Linked DNA regions of Homo sapiens: region 2 is linked to region 1. The links are chromatin loops, found by intact Hi-C in ENCODE. Cell type or tissue: B cell. All regions are shown on one strand.

Region 1 (8,000 bases):
AAATTGACAAGTGAATGCTTATATGTGAATCATATTGATTTATAAATAAACACATAAATAATGTGCACACACATATATGTCTATAAATCTGGGCAGAGAGATTGATGATTTGAAGGCTGTAACTCAGGAAAAACTTATTTTTATGTGTATTCTTTTGTGGCATTTAATTTTTTCTTTTATTCTTTGTGTAGTATTCTAAAAATTATTATGAAAGGCAAAGAAAACACTCTTTGATACCTGCAACAAAACTGTGTAGAAGAGAAGAGAGATCTCTGAGACTTCTGCCCCGCAGTGAAACAGGGAAGAGGAACATTTTTTAGTGGAAGAAACAATGACTAAAGATAGAAAGGAATGAATGGTGCCAGGCCTAGTGGCTCACATCTGTAATCCCCGCACTTTGGGAGGCTGAGGTGGGTGGATCACCTGATGGGTCAGGAATTCAAGACCAGCCTGGGCAACATGGTGAAATGCCGTCTCTACAAAAAATCCAAACATTAGCTGGGCGAGGTGGTGCGTACCTGTAATCCCAGCTACTCGGGAAGCTGAGGCAAGAGAATTGCTTGAGCCGGGGAGGCAGAGGTTGCAGTGAGCTGAGATTGTGCCATTGCACTCCAGCCTGGGTAACAGAGCAAGACTGTCTCAAAAAAAAAAAAAAAAAAAAAAAAAAAAAAGGAATGAAAAGAGTCATGTTAATCCCCTGGGCTCTAGAAAAAGGGTGAGATGGAGCCACTCTGGGATTAAGAAGTATCTGTCATGGGGCAAGATAACAAGTCATCTTGACCCTCCCAGTCTCCTGGGTTCCTAATGCTCCCTGCTGGAGCCCCTTGTCCTGGCTATAGAACCATAGCTGCTGAATAGATATTTAGAAATCTCTGATCTCACTATCCAAATAGACTCCCAAATCACTCCATATCACAACTCCCTGATTTATTTTACTTAAAGAAAAACATAGCACTTATCACTAACTGACACTTATACATTAACTGACGATTATTTATATATTTGCTTATTTTTAAATTTTCTCCTACCAAAAAACAAGTTCCAGAACAGCTGACATTTCATCATGTTTAATAGTGTCTCCCTGGAGTCTAGAACAGTGCCAGGCACAGTACGTGAGGGGCAGGTGGATGGATGTCTGTCTGCATGCAGTCATGGATGGATGCATGACTGAGAGAGGGTTGCTGCTGCTGCCGCTGCTGCTGCTGCTGCTGAGACCACAGAGAGGAAACTCTGAACTCACTGTTCTTTAAAACTAACACTACAACCTATGGTTAAAACTATATTTGTGGAGGCCAGGCACGGTGGCTCACGCCTGTAATCCCAGCACTTTGGGAGGCTGAGGTGGGTGAATCACCTGAGGTCAGGAGTTCAAGACCAGCCTGACCAACATGGGGAAATCCTGTCCCTACTAAAAATACAAAAAATTAGCCAGGCGTGGTGGCAGGTGCCTGTAATCCCAGCTACTCAGGGGGCTGAGGCAGGAGAATCACTTGAACCTGGGAGGTTGCAGTGGGCCAAGACTGCACCACTGCACTCCAGCCTGGGCAACAAGAGTGAAACTCCATCTCAAAAAACAAAACAAACAACAACAACAATAACAAAAAACTGTATCTGTGGGGGTTGTAGTTTTCAAACAATAAAGAGGCATGCCTAGTTTGACAATCCGACAAGATTGTCTGAGAATAGAGCAGTCCTGAAAAATCTTTGGTGGGTGGTTTCTATGACTCCTATATCAACTGGTAATAATTTTTCAGACATATAGAAGTCTAGCTTTTTAAAATTTTTGTTTGTTCGCAATGGAGTGAGACTCTTCTAAGGACATAACAATATGGAATAACATAGTTGGCACAGGAAATGTTTTCTGAATTCCAATCAACAACTAAGAAGCAACTATTTGAATGTAAAGCTTAGTAAACTGGAGACTGCTTGTAGAGCAAGAGTTGAAGGAATTCCTAGAATCTACCTTCGGCAAATGAGAAAAAGACAACATATTAGATTTGTGTGTCTTCTGCAAGTCCCTATCCTGATGCCATAGCTGATTAGTCACAATAGAGCACTTCATGCTCAATTTCATGTTGGGCTGGAGTCCTGTTCCCAGAAATTTGGGGTAAGAGCTAAGAAAAAGCCATCCGGTATGCCTGTATGACTAGAGGTGTAACATCTTTAGAGTTGTTGGTGACCGTATTCTGCCACGTTGAGGGAGAGACAGCCTGACAAGAAACAGGAATGATGCAGATGTGCCAGGATACATGAGGACAAGAGCCGGAGAGAAACACTGTGTCAGAGACTGTCAAGTAAAGTGTTCAGGCTGATCCTGAGGCTTTGTGGCAAGTTTTCTTTGAGTACCTGCCAAAGTTCCACAGTATAGAACAACACTGAGACTTGAACCCATTCTAATTTTGCTCTTATGCACAGGAAATACTGTCTTTCTGCATCATACTTGGGAGATAAAACATATTTCTTTCTCTTGGCATTTTTATTTTTATGTAAATCTTTTTTCAAAGTTTGCATATATTGCATCATATATCAGTTTCTTACTGTGTCTCTCATATATCCACAATTTAAAAATACTCCCATTTTATTTAAACGTCCAAATACTTGGCTGTTAATTTTGTCTGGATCATATATTCTTTCTAAGTTTAAGTTTTTGTTATCAGGAACAACTGAGTTTAATCTACAATTACTTTCTGTACTACAAATAAAAGATGTGACTATAAAGCAGTATCACTGCTTTCAATCTTGAACAAATTCACCAGATTTTGTATATTTAACTATCTTTCTGGCCTATCAGAATATTTTCTTAACCCCAGCATGGCATATGTATGAGAAAGGGAGTTACGGATTTCTACTGGACCTCAGAGTAAAAATCTTTTAAGAGCTATTAATACCATATGCTCGGAGAAACAAGGAGGATTGTGTAATTTGTTTGGAGTAGGTGGTCAACATGCATAGAGGTAGGGGATGGCCAGGTTGCTCACTGGTGTTAAAGACATCAAAGCCAAAAGCACTTGAAGTCTTTCCTCTAGGTTAGGGTTCTTTTAAAAACTTGCAAGACAAGTGCCTGCCTTACAGGGAACCTGTAGAGGGCAGTATTGCTGTGTATTTTGTATCTGTCAACTAAGAAACTACTTCCACACAGCCAAACAATCTAGGCATGAACAGATATAAGCTGCTAGGTTAAAAGTCTAATTGGTTTTAAAGGATACCTGGTTTGTCGCTCTTATTTTTAAAGTCACTCACAAAATTTTAAAACATTGTCCCCTCCAAATCTTCTTTACTTATTCACAGCACCATTTTTATAAAATGTTCTGTCCTGATGATTTAGGTTCTGTCCTTAATGATTTTAAAATATATTTTAAAAAATTACAAATTATTCTATTTCAGAATCTAAATGTAAAGAGCAGATATTCAATTTTCAGCTTTTGCTTGTTTGTTTGTTTGTTTGTTTTTGTTTTAGACAGAGTCTAGCTCTGTAGCCCAGGCTGGAGTGCAGTGGCACAATCTCGGCTCACTGCAAGCTCCGCTTCCCGGGTTCACGCCATTCTCCTGCCTCAGCCTCCCGAGTAGCTGGGACTACAGGCGCCCGCCACTACGCCCGGCTAATTTTTTGTATTTTTAGTAGAGACGGGGTTTCACCGCGTTAGCCAGGATGGTCTCGATCTCCTGACCTCGTGATCCGCCCACCTCGGCCTCCCAAAGTGCTGGGATTACAGGTGTGAGCCACCGCCCCCGGCCTCAATTTTCAGCTATTTTAATGCCATATTGTAGGCGGTTCAATTTTGTTTTTATTTGTGCTTAGTGCTTTTTTTTGCTAAATAAAATACAAAAGATATCTAACAAGATTACCTCCCAAAAAAGGATTTTTTTCAAAAGCTATACAAGATACTTTCTACTCTAAAGATATTTTAATATGATCACATTTTAAAACATAAGTGAAACGTAAACTGATGATAGGAGATTTAAAAAGCAAAAAATGAAAGAGCTTATTTTAAAAGTTAGCTTTGCTCATGTTGCTCCAGGCATTTCCTGAAAAGTAGGAGAAAATGTTTCTAGTGCTGTTTATAATGGTTTTAAAAGAAAGAAGCAGCTACTCTCATATGCATTTGTACTGACTGGCAGTGATGTCCCAGCCATGGTTTAGTTATATACAAATAAGATCCCTGAAGTCCTGTATTAATGGTTTCCCATTAAAACAGGCCAATCAGGCTGGGTGCGGTGGCTCACTCCTGAAATCCCAGCACTTTGGGAGGCTGAGGCGGGCAGATCACGAGGTCAGGAGATCGAGACCATCCTGCCCAACATAGTGAAACCCCGTCTCTACTAAAAATACAAAAAAAATTAGCCAGGCATGGTGGCAGGCACCTGTAATCCCAGCTACTTGGGAGGCTGAGGCAAGAAGAATCACTTGAACCTGGGAGGTGAAGGTTGTAGTGAGCCGAGATCGCACAACTGCACTCCAGCCTGGGTGACAGTGTGAGACTCCATCTAAAAAAAACAAAACACAACAAAACAAACAAGCCAATCAAACAACCTGAGTGCCTCTCCTGTTCAGGCGTGTGGTTAAAAGATACATGCAGGCACAAAATATAGCCCCTGCCTCCAAGGACATCACAATAGAGGTTAGGGTATGACATGAATGTTAAAAAAAAATGAAATCATACAAAGGAAATACAACAAACACAAGAACTAGTATAAGAAAAAATGCTTCTCTTGAAATTAAGTATTTTGGAGTTGGTTATTTTGAGGTTTGCTGGTAGAGGAGCTGGGCTTACAGGATGGATAAGTTTGTAGAAAAATAGAAAATGAAGAAGTCATGAAGAATCAGTCAGATACTCAAAAGAAGGAGGGCTGCATAGCACAATTTTAATATTTGCAACACTAAATGATTCTTAACAAGGAAGCAGATTCCCAGCCCTGCCTATCCATTCCTGGAAACTGGGCATCATATCGCTAAGGAGGAATTTAGCCCCAATTCCCTAGCTTGCCCTTTCTTTCCCACTTGGGAAAAGTACACAGTGAAAAAAGCAGGTATCTATATTACTGTGTTCACTACTTCCTCCTTCACGACTCCTAGGAAATCTATAGAATTATATGAGAACAAAACAAAACAAATAAAAACCTACCCCGACTTGACTTTAACTTACATCAAATTGCCTTTAACAGTAAATGTGTTCAATTGCTGGCATGCCTATTTTCTTAGTCCACTGGACTGTCAGGCTACAGGGGAAGGCACTGGGTTTTGGAATCATAGTACCTAGCATCATGCTGCAGAGCCAGGCTAGGCATTAGAATAATCTGCAGAACTTGGAAACTTATAGATTCTTGCCACGTAATAGAAATTTTCCCTCCAACAAACTTCTCCAGGACTTTATTTAGCATGAAGAACATTCTTCTATGTATTACACTTAGTTTGGTAATCTGTAGCCCATTAGATTATTATGAGATTATTCACAAGTTCAAGGACTATGTTTTATTCACTTTTTATGTCTTTCATACTGTGTAGTATGCAAGTAGGTACACAGGATGTACTTGTTGATTTTATTTTCTTATAGTTTTTTTTTTTTAAGAGATAAGGTGTCACTCTGTCACTCAGGGTGGAGTACAGTTGTGTAAGCACAGCTCATTGAAGCCTTGAACTCCTGGAGTGAAGGGATCCTCTTGCCTCAGACTCCTGAGTAACTGAGAACCACAGGTGCACAGCACCATGCCCAGCATATGTGTATATATATATTATATATATGTATATATACTACTATATATATTATATATGCACATGTATGTATACAATATAATACATATACTCTATAATACATATATATGTATATATGTATATATACATATACTACTATATATTATATATATACTACGGTATATATTAGTAGTTACTGGGGTCTCTCGCCATCTTGCCCAGGCTTGTCTCAAATTCCTGGTCTTAAGTGTTTCTCCTGCCACGGCCTCTTGAAGTACTGGGATTATAGGCATGAGTCACCATTCCCGGCCGCTGGTTAAATTTATAAGCTTCTCTCCTTTTCACGTTTTCCTGGGCACAAATTTACTCATATCTGACAATGACAACCACTTTAAGGATGAAAGCACCTTGCTTTAACCTCACACTCATATTTAAACATTGTTTGGAATTAATAGTGGAGAGCATTGAGACTGGATTAAAGAAGGCTTCTGAAAATGGAGGGCACATTTAGACTTGTCTAGCTGTTTAGTGGAGGCTGGCATATGATATTCTGTACCGCCTGGCTAATTCCCTCTAATGATTGGACTACCTTTAAGAATTCTCTGAAATAAGGACTTAACAAACAAATGGCATGCATGGGGAAAGATATATTTTTAAAAGACTAAATAACCATTTTAAAAAGCAGCAATACATAATGAAAAAATATCCCAAACCAATATGAAAGATGATTCAAGTCTCTTTTGTTACAAGTTGTTCTGGAGTCCTGTCAGTCAGGAATGTCACAGCTACAAGTAACTTCTTGGTTTGCCTCTAACGCGTGGAGGGTGGAGGATGGAGGGTTTAGGAGAGACCTCAGTCATCTGCTTCCCAGCTCAACCTCTCTTTATCTCTCTGTGTGTCTTTTCTCTCTCCTTAAACACTGGGGTAGCATTTAACAACCAATATGCTAAAGATCCATTCTCCTTGAATTTGTGCTCCAAGAGTACTAATTTTTTGCTCTCATTTAAGAAATTCTATTCATTTATTTTGTGACTTGGGCCTTATATCTTTCTCACACATATAGAGTGAGTATGTGACTGAGATTAAAAACAGAATCCTAAAAATTCATAGATTCAGGGATTATGGGATTCAAAATCAAGCAAATAACCATTCCAAGGAACATAAGCCAGACTCCTTGCCTCTCCAGGATTGAAGCTTAATCCAAATATGTTTGAATTGTGGTATTACAAGTAAAGTACTCAAGGGTCTTACAAAATGAAAAGCACTTTTCAAGTAGAACATGGCTTCTATGTTTTTCTATAAATATTTGGACAAAGCTGAATTCATATGTGATAATCAAAACAAACACACTGGAACCACTGGAAACAGATGCATCTACAAATGGATGAATTCCTTAAAAAGAATGGTTTTGTTTTTGTTTTTGTTTTTAATATGGAGGATGAAAATCACCTACCAAACAATAATTCCATAGCTCTTGGTGGCAACCATAGGCAAATCTTGGGATTTGAGAACTTGAAAAGATGCTAGGAATTAAATAATCAATTAGTTTTCAGTCTTGATACCATACTTCTGTGTTATATGCTACAACTTAGTAGTTGCTAATTAATGATAAAGTAGTGCCATTTGTAAGAGATTTGCTTATTTATAATTAAGGTTGTTTTAAGATTATTTTTACTTAAGTTTTGGCGTGTTTCCTTGAATGAGGGAGCCAGGATAACATAGAGTCGTTGCACTCTTGTGCTAACTTGCAGTCAGTCTTATTTGGCCTGTGTGTCTTATCACAAAAGAAAGAAAATAAAGATTTGAGAACTGTTACTTTGGTACAACAGTTCTGCTTCTCTTCTCTGTGGGTTTTGTTTCATTGGCTCTTTCTTTTCTGTTTTTGTTTTGTTTTGTTTTTGAGACAGGATCTCGCCCTGTCACGTAGGCTAGAGTACAGTGGTGCAATCATGGCTCACTGCTGACTCAGCCTTCTGGGCTCAAGTGATCCTCCTGCCTCACCCTCCCAAACAGCTGGGACTAACATGCCCAGCCTTTTTTTTTTTTTTTTTTTTTTTTTTTTTTTTTTTTTTTTTGAGATGGGATCCCGCCTTGGCGTCTTAAAGTGCTGGGATTACAGGAGTGAGTCACCACATCTGGCCCCTCATTGGCTCTTTCAAATGCTTGATTTGAAGTCCCTTTGTCTTTCTCTCAGTTTCACCTCCGAGGTCCCAGACCTCTTTTATTCCCCTAAATATCTTCTTAAAGGCAGTGATGTGCTCTAGCTCCCACTTAAGTACCATGATTTTTTTTTTAGCTGAATTATATGATA
Region 2 (8,000 bases), 660 kb after region 1:
CTCTAGGGCAGGGACAAAATGCTGCCAGTCTCTTTGCTAAAGCATAACAAGAGTCAGCTTTGCTCCAGTTGCCAACAAGTTCCTCTTCTCCATCTGAGACCACCTCACTGGACTTCATTGTTCATATCACTATCAGTATTTTGGTCAAAGCTATTCAACAAGTCTCTAGGAAGTTGCAAACTTTCCCACATTTTCCTGTCTTCTTCTGAGCCCTCCAAACTATTCCAACCCCTGCTTGTTGCCCAGTTCGAAAGTCGCTTCCACATTTTCAGGTATCCTTATATTAGCACTCCACTCTACCAGTACTAATTTACCATATTAGTCCATTCTAATGCTGCTAATAAAAACATACCTGAGACTGGGTAATTTCTAAAGGAAAGAGGTTTAATTGATTCACACTTCAGCATGGCTGGGGAGCCCTCAGGAAACATGCAATCATGGCAGAAGGGAAAGCAAACACATCCTTCTTCACATGGTGGCAGCAAAGATAAGTGCATAGAGAAGGTGGAGAAAAGCCCCTTATAAAACCATCAGATCTCATGAGAACTCACTCACTATCAAGAGAACAGCATAGAGGTAATCACCTCCACGATTCAATTACCTCCCACCAGGTCCCTCCCACAACACATGGGGATTACGAGAACTACAATTCAAGATGAGATTTGAGTGGGGACAGGGCCAAACCATATCAGTTAGGAAAGTGATAATGCACATACACTAAAATGGAATTTTATAAACCTTGATCTATTGAAAAGAAGGTAGAAAAAGCAAAAATATATATAAAGGACAAATAAAAACTATAAAATAAAATGGAGGCATTAAAGTCAAATATGTTATAAATTACCTTAAGCATAAAATTGAAAATTAAATGTTTACATTTACCAATAAAGAAAGATTACCATGTTAGATTTTTTTAAGTGTTCAGTTTCATGCTCTTTACAAGACACTGAGGACTAAACTCTGAACTTTTTTCTTCTCTTCTCTAAAGTCTTATCTAAAGGGCTCGGGGAGTCATGCCCTACAAACCATAAAGTCTCATCAGAGGAGTTTATTTAACCCTAAATAATGTGGCTCACTTTCCAAACTGACTCTGGCATAATATCACATGACAAATAAGGAAGGAAATAAAAAATATTTTAACTCCAAATGTATTTCCTTGCCATATCTGGAAACTGCCCTGCAGTCATCTCTTGTGGGGAAAAATCCACATTCTGTAGAGAATCACTTCTTCCCTTTTTTCCATGCATTTTTCCGGATCTGGAAGATAGTCAACTAAGAGTCTGGCACCCTTTTTAAGTCCATTAAGAAACATTTACAGTCTATTCTCTCTGAAGCCTGCTACTTTAGGGCTTCCTCTGCACAATAAGAATTGTGGTCTCCACATTCCTTTATCTTAACCCAGACATTTCCTTTCTATTGATCCTAGTTCTCAACCAATTGTCAACCAGAATTTTTTTTAATCTACCTATAACCTGGAAGCCCCTCACCCCTCACCTCGACCCCCTGCCCCACTTCAAGTTGTCTTGCCTTTCTGAACCAAACCAATGTACCCCTTGATTGTATTTGGAGAAGAGCAAGTAATTCAGTATGACCACAGCACGTGGCCAGAAGAAAAGGACCTGACCTAGAGCAGTGGCAGAGAGGATGCAGAAAAGGGACTTCCAGCAGAACTGATGGAGCAAAGGGAAATGAGTGACTTACTGGAAAGTAACGGAGAAGGTGGCATGGATGATTACTCACAGGGAGATTATGGTGGCCTTATCTGAAAAGAGGATTAGCAAAGTAGGTTGTGAAGCAGTTGTGTTTGAACCTGAAGAGAATGTTTCAACTGAGTGTCATCTGTGTATACTTGGTTGCTGGAGCAGTGAGCTTACATAAATTTGCCTGCAGAATGTCTAAAATAAGAAATAAGAGCACCAAGGATGGCCTAGTTTACTCTAGATGCTTAGCAACCTGGTGGTAAGTACCAGAAGAATTGAGGGTCTAAGTCAGAGGGTGACCAAAATCCAAATTACTTATAAAATGTCTCCTCAGTATACTAGTAAGCAGTTAGCAGTCTGGGATGGTAAAGCGTTTCTAAACCTTTGCTATCAGATTCTCTCAGGACATACAAATCTTTTCTAATAGTAGAACAATCTGGGCCAAGGAAAAAGAAAAAAGAAAATTCATTTTGTGTTTTAATTTTAATTATTTTTATTTAAGACCTAGTAGAGCAGAAATTGTCTACTGTCTGCAAAATATTGAGCATGTGCTTGATATCAATCCTTTGTGAAAGCTTCCAAACCAAACCTGAGAGATTCCAGGGTATGTTTCTCTGGCTTCTCAGTCCCTCTCGTGGTCTATGTTCTTTTCCTCAGTATAAAAGTGGCAGAACTATTTTGCATGGAGGAAGAAAAAGAACTAGCCTATCAAGCTAGCTATTGTTCAAGCTATAGTTCTGCCACCAGGCAAGCTTAAGTTAGCGTAGTAGAAATTGCCTGGATCTATATTTCTGTATATATAATGAATTCTGGCATGAAGGTTTCTTTAACAAAAGATTTGGACATGTTGTATGAAAACTGGAATTGTTAAATTGGCATAGTAAATAATACAGTTTGTGTTTACTTTTGCATTCCCAAAGCTTCTTTTTTTAGAATTATGGGGGATAGAGTATTGTGTTTTTTGCTACATTAAAAACCACTAATGAAGATGAGAGAAAGCACTTGCAAGATCTTTAGGATCAAATATCCTAACAAACCACCTAGTTATGTGTTGGTATGCAAAGACAATCATAAATTAATAGATATTTACTATGTGATATTTACCAAGTATATCTGAAGACAGGAGAAAATACATTTGTAGAACATTGATCTGCCCAGCTAATGTGATCTGAGTGATAAATTCAGGCCCACTTGCCAACAAGCCTGGTCAGTTGAAACTCCCTACTTAAAGGCCATTTTTAAGCACTATTATCAAAGTTCCCTTGGGGTGGATTTTCTCATTTGCCCTTCCAGATTCAGTCTCTAATTTCTTCTTCCTGTTCTGGACCCAAAGAGTTGATCTCTGTGTACCACATCTCAAGGCTCCCTTGCCCTCCGGCTTCTGGTTAAGATCTTCCCAATAAAGAGCAACTCAGGAAACCAGACAGACAGTGGAAGGAAAGAAAAGTCAGAATACTTAATCCTCACCATCCCCCTCACACACTCCCCATGGGCGCCTCAGGTTTGTAGTAGCTGCAGTCTTCTCTCTATATTCACAGCTCCTTATGGAAGGTGTCTACTCCGTGGCAAGGAATGGTAATAATTTCTCACTGTGAATAGTCCCACAGTGGTTCCCTATCACTTGTTGATGTCCCTGAGCTCTTCATTTAGGGAATTCACTAACTAGTTCCTTTACTAAATTCTCTCCAGTTACCCCATCTGTCAAGCGTGCCTTCTGTTTCCTGCTCAGATCATGACTAACAGAACCCATTTGGAAATGTAGTGTATCTACTAAGAGAGGAGTAACACAATGAAACAAAATTGAGCTACTTCTCCATTAAATCTGAAGTCCTTATTAAAATATGGAAATGGGTTTGTGTTTTGATTAGCCTGCATTCAAGGTTTTGACTCCAGAAGGATGAGACATAGAATAGGCATGTTTTGATGAAGGTAGAATTAAAAATCAGTGTGGTAAGTGCCCACAATGGAGCAGCTGGGACAGCAGGAACAGCAGCAGCTGGGAGAGGGAACTTTCTAAAAGAGAATGAGGAAAGTTGAAAACCATCTCTTTTGATTCCTAGGGGATACCAGAGAGGAGAATGAAACCACCACTTTGCAGTTTTGCCTAAGGCTAACTTTACTTATGCTCCCTAATGTTTTAGCTCAATATCCAATCACTGCAATTAAGAGAAACTATTGTTCTTTTCTTTATTCTAAGAGCTTATGCCTGTTTTCTATTTTATTATATGGCTTTCAGAAGTAAAGACCCAAATAAAATTTATTTTCTCCTAGTAAGAGTTTCTAAGATTAATATACTTGCACACAAAAATAAGCTGGTATACAGGTACGCATCAGCCAGTATACTTCATGTCTGGTAACACCACTGCCTTTCAACTTGCAACTCTTGCCACCTAGTGGCAAAATTTGGTCTTACAACTTGAGGATAACAACAAGTATGATTTCGGCTCTAAAAAAGACAACTTGAAATTCTTGATTTCTTACTTAAATCAAAATTTCCTACATTATACCATCATGTGGTAAAAAGTCGTCCACAGGATGATACTGTATAATGGACTTTTTAAATAATTAAAGCTAATTAAAATTAATATTAAAACATAAACATTTTGTCTTAGGATTCTGTCCACCTCCTTTCTTCCTTTAAGGCAAGATCAAGGGCCAGCCAAGTAAACCGAAAGCAAATTTGTTTGAAAATTAGCAATAGACATGTCTTTGACTTACTACTATCATAGTTTTCTTACAATAGTTATGAAATCTACAGGTTTCCAGTTAAACTTATTATCCCCTTTTCATGTCATATATTACAAAAATATTTTTAAATCTTATTCCTTAATTCAGAGGAGAGTAAATTCAATAGCCCACTTTTTATTTTCCCATGCACAACGTTCTTTCAAATTTAAGAAATTTTTTTTGTGTAAAGTACTGCTCTAGGTATTGACTTAATTGGAGAAAGAAAACCAGAAAAAAATCTTTGCCCTCACTTAAGTTATTAATTATATTTTTGAATACTCATAGAATTATAGGTATGTATAATTGAGAAGATAATTTAGAGATTAGCTAATTCAACCTGAATGTTTTGTTTGTAATTTTTTATTTACAAAGAAGAAAACTGAAATGCAATTGGTAGGAACAGAAGTTCTCAAAAGCCTATCTTTGAGTATTCACAATACTTTGGATTATAGCAAAGTTATATTTACAATGAGCTGTGGTACTTGTTACATTAAAAAAAAAAAAAAAAAACCTGAGTGTAACCCCAAGCAACTACTTTTTCAATACCCATCTCCTCTCTGTACCGGTCCCACCTGTATTAGTCTCCTGTCTGCCACTTTCTATGTTCTTCCCAGCGTATGTATTTGCTTCCCTGGTCTATCCCCAGGACTAGGGTCTTCTACTGGAAACCAACCTGCCTGACTAGGCCCCTGATGCCCCTTCTGGTTCCCACTCAGCCCTCCTTCAGCTGCAGGGTCAGATCCTGCTTTTTACCTGCCTCGGGCGGGCTTTCTTCTGAGACTGCAAAGAAGTCCTGGAAATCTACCTGAATTGGGGCAATATTGGCAATATCTACCTACTCAGCTATTGAATTATTATGATTTGCCTGATTCCGGTAGTGATACTTTGGTATCTGGTAGTGATACTTTGCAAACCACATATAAGTGTGACATCCTCTTTGAACGTTATGCTTTTATTTTTTTTTTTTTCATTAGTATCAACCATTGCCTTTGGAGCAGTGCCTCTAGCTCCAATTAATTTTCCAGTGGCTTTCTAGTTTATTTAGGCTCATTCTTATTATGAGACTTGCAAAATACCAACTAATAGATAATAGTAGAAGCTACAGCAGTTGACATGATAACCCAAGAATACGTATAAAAAAATAGGAAGGGAAGATACTCGGTATCACTTTGGAGACCCAATCCTCTCCCATTCTCAGGTCATGTGCTTCTGAGAGAGACATGGCCCAAATCCCAACTGCAGGAGTGAGTATGTGATCCAAGACTGGTAATTCCAAGTCCTCCCATCCCTTGATCGTAGTGACTGATTCAGGGATGATCTCAGAACCTAAGCTGGGCCAGTAAGTAACTATAGACATCTATAAAGTTATTGGGAACATCTGCTATCTGTAAAGATAACAGAAAAAAGGTAGTCGCTTCTCCCCAGCTTGTTAGCTATAAAGATAATATAAGCTGAGAGCACTTAGTGGTCAACTTTGTCATTACATGGGACTCACAGAATGGAGGACGCATAGCAGAGAGAGTCTGATGATGACATTGGAGTCCATGAATGAGGCCCACTCTACATTCTGTTATTGCTTCGGTTGTTCCGAATTGGGTTTTGATCACTAGCACCAGAGCATAGGACTTTGGCTAGCACCCATATTTTTGGTTGTATATGAAAAACAGGAAGAAATTAAATAAATTACATATGCTTACCAAATATTTATGAAGAGTAACAAGAAGACAAAGAGTTAAACAAAACGTGGTGGTGGTATAAGATGTAAGATGGATCAACAAAATCAAAATTAAAGTAAGTTCATGTGGTATGGAGATGAAGAAGAAATTATTGGACTTGATGATTAGATGATAATAGGTGACTTATAATAAAAGAGTTGTGGATATAAAAAACAGTATCAAGAATAGTGGTATATTCGTTCATTTTCACACTGCTGAAAAAGACATACCCAAGAATAAGCAATTTACAAAAGAAAGGTTTAATGGACTCACAGTTCCATGTGGCTGGGGAGATCCCACAATCATGGCAGAAGGTGAAAGACACGTCTCACATGGCAGCAGGCAAGAGAAGAGTGAGAGCCAAGTGAAACGGGTTTCCCCTTATAAAGCCATCAGATCTCCTGAGACTTATTCACTACCATGAGAACAGTATGGGAGAAACCACCCCCATGATTCAATTATCTCCAAACGGGTCCCTCCCACAACATGAAGGAATTACAATTCAAGATGAGATTTGGGTAGGGACACAGCCAAATCATGTCAAGTGGCAAATGAAGATGTAGAAATAGCAAGGGTTGACTTCTTCCAGAGGGTGGGTAGTAATGAGCATAAGGGGCAGAGGGCCAGGGCAGTCCCTTAAGAGGAAGCAGAGGCAAGAGTTGGCACAAGGAAGAGAAGAATTAAATACAATTTGAAGTTTAAAAAAAAAACAGAATATTAGGGAATTCATACCTAAGACAGCCTATATTTTCAGTGACTAAGTGAGAAAATATTCTACTAAGAAGCATATTGAATGGATTAAAGAGTCCATGAGTTTGTAAAAGTTTGAAGCACTGATCATGGGGAATGAAAGAGGGAATCACTAGAGATTACTAAAAGAATACTCAATTCCAAACGTCATTAAATCCCAAAGAAATATTCTAATGAACCAAAACCCATTGGTGCAAAATCTAATTTCTTGTTATAAGAATAAAAAGGGAGACTAGATTGTGGATACATAAAACAGTTAAGCATAAATACATAGGAAGACAGCCTGGGGAACAAAGTGAGACTGACCCTGTCTCTACAAAACATAAAAAAAAAAATAAGCCTAGTGTGGTTGTGTACACCTGTAGTCCCAGCTACTCAGGAAGCTGAGGTTGGATGATTGCTTAAGCCTGGGAGGTTAAGGCTGCAGTGAACCGTGATCATGCCACTGCATTCTAACCTGAGTGACAGAATGAGATCTTATCTCAAAAAAAAAAGGAAGAGTCAACATTCAAATAATAATTAGCACAACATTCATTCATATTCATTCATTCAACAAGTTGTTATAAAGAGCATACTATGTGTCAAGCAGTTTCAGGCAACTGGGGATTCAGTAGAAAAGACACTATAAATGTCCCTCCTCTCATGGGGCTTACATTATAGTGCAAGAGACAAATAATAAACACATAAGCAAATAATGTTTAATATAATGTCAGGCAGTAAGAGTTCTAGAGTTAGTTGTATGATGAAAACTAAATCAGGGCAAGAGGATAAAAAGTGACTGGGGTTGCTCTTTTAGAAAATGTTGTCAAGGAAATTTTCTCCAGGATAAAAAATGTGCAGATACCTGCATAAGTAAGGTAGAGAGCCATGTGAAGGTCTGGAAAATGAGCACTTTGGGCAGAATGAACAGCAAATGCAAAGGGCCAGAAATAGGAATGGGCTTTGTGTGTTTGAGAAGTAGCTAGATTTTATTTTTTAAAATAGATTTGTGTATATTTAAGATCTACAACATATGATGGGATACATACAGATAGTAAATGTTACTATAGTGAAGCAAATTAACATATCCACTAGAAAGTTATGTGTCTGAATCAGCTTGAAGGTGAAA

Evidence for each region. A loop is a pair of places that touch in the nucleus more often than their neighbours do. Peaks named below come from ENCODE experiments on the same cell type or tissue, not always from the same donor. Only the 100,000 strongest peaks of a DNase experiment are listed, where the experiment ranks them.
Region 2: it touches region 1 in a loop (6-fold over the local background); 47 of 110 quality-filtered maps call a loop at or near these places.

Annotation. Positions count from the first base shown.
Region 1 is chr4:85,743,157-85,751,156 of GRCh38, reverse strand. All of the region lies in intron 3 of ARHGAP24 (Rho GTPase activating protein 24), which reads right to left. Among named protein-coding and RNA genes, the nearest start is that of MIR4451, 25 kb to the right of the region's middle. In B cell, CTCF peaks have their summits at 2,874 and 3,073 (motif pointing right); DNase peaks (open chromatin) are centred at 1,176, 3,096 and 7,616; H3K4me3 peaks cover 421 bases; H3K27ac peaks cover 4,209 bases.
Region 2 is chr4:85,080,681-85,088,680 of GRCh38, reverse strand. No RefSeq gene overlaps it. Among named protein-coding and RNA genes, the nearest start is that of WDFY3, 120 kb to the right of the region's middle. In B cell, CTCF peaks have their summits at 3,864 and 4,064 (motif pointing left); a DNase peak (open chromatin) is centred at 4,080; H3K27me3 peaks cover 628 bases.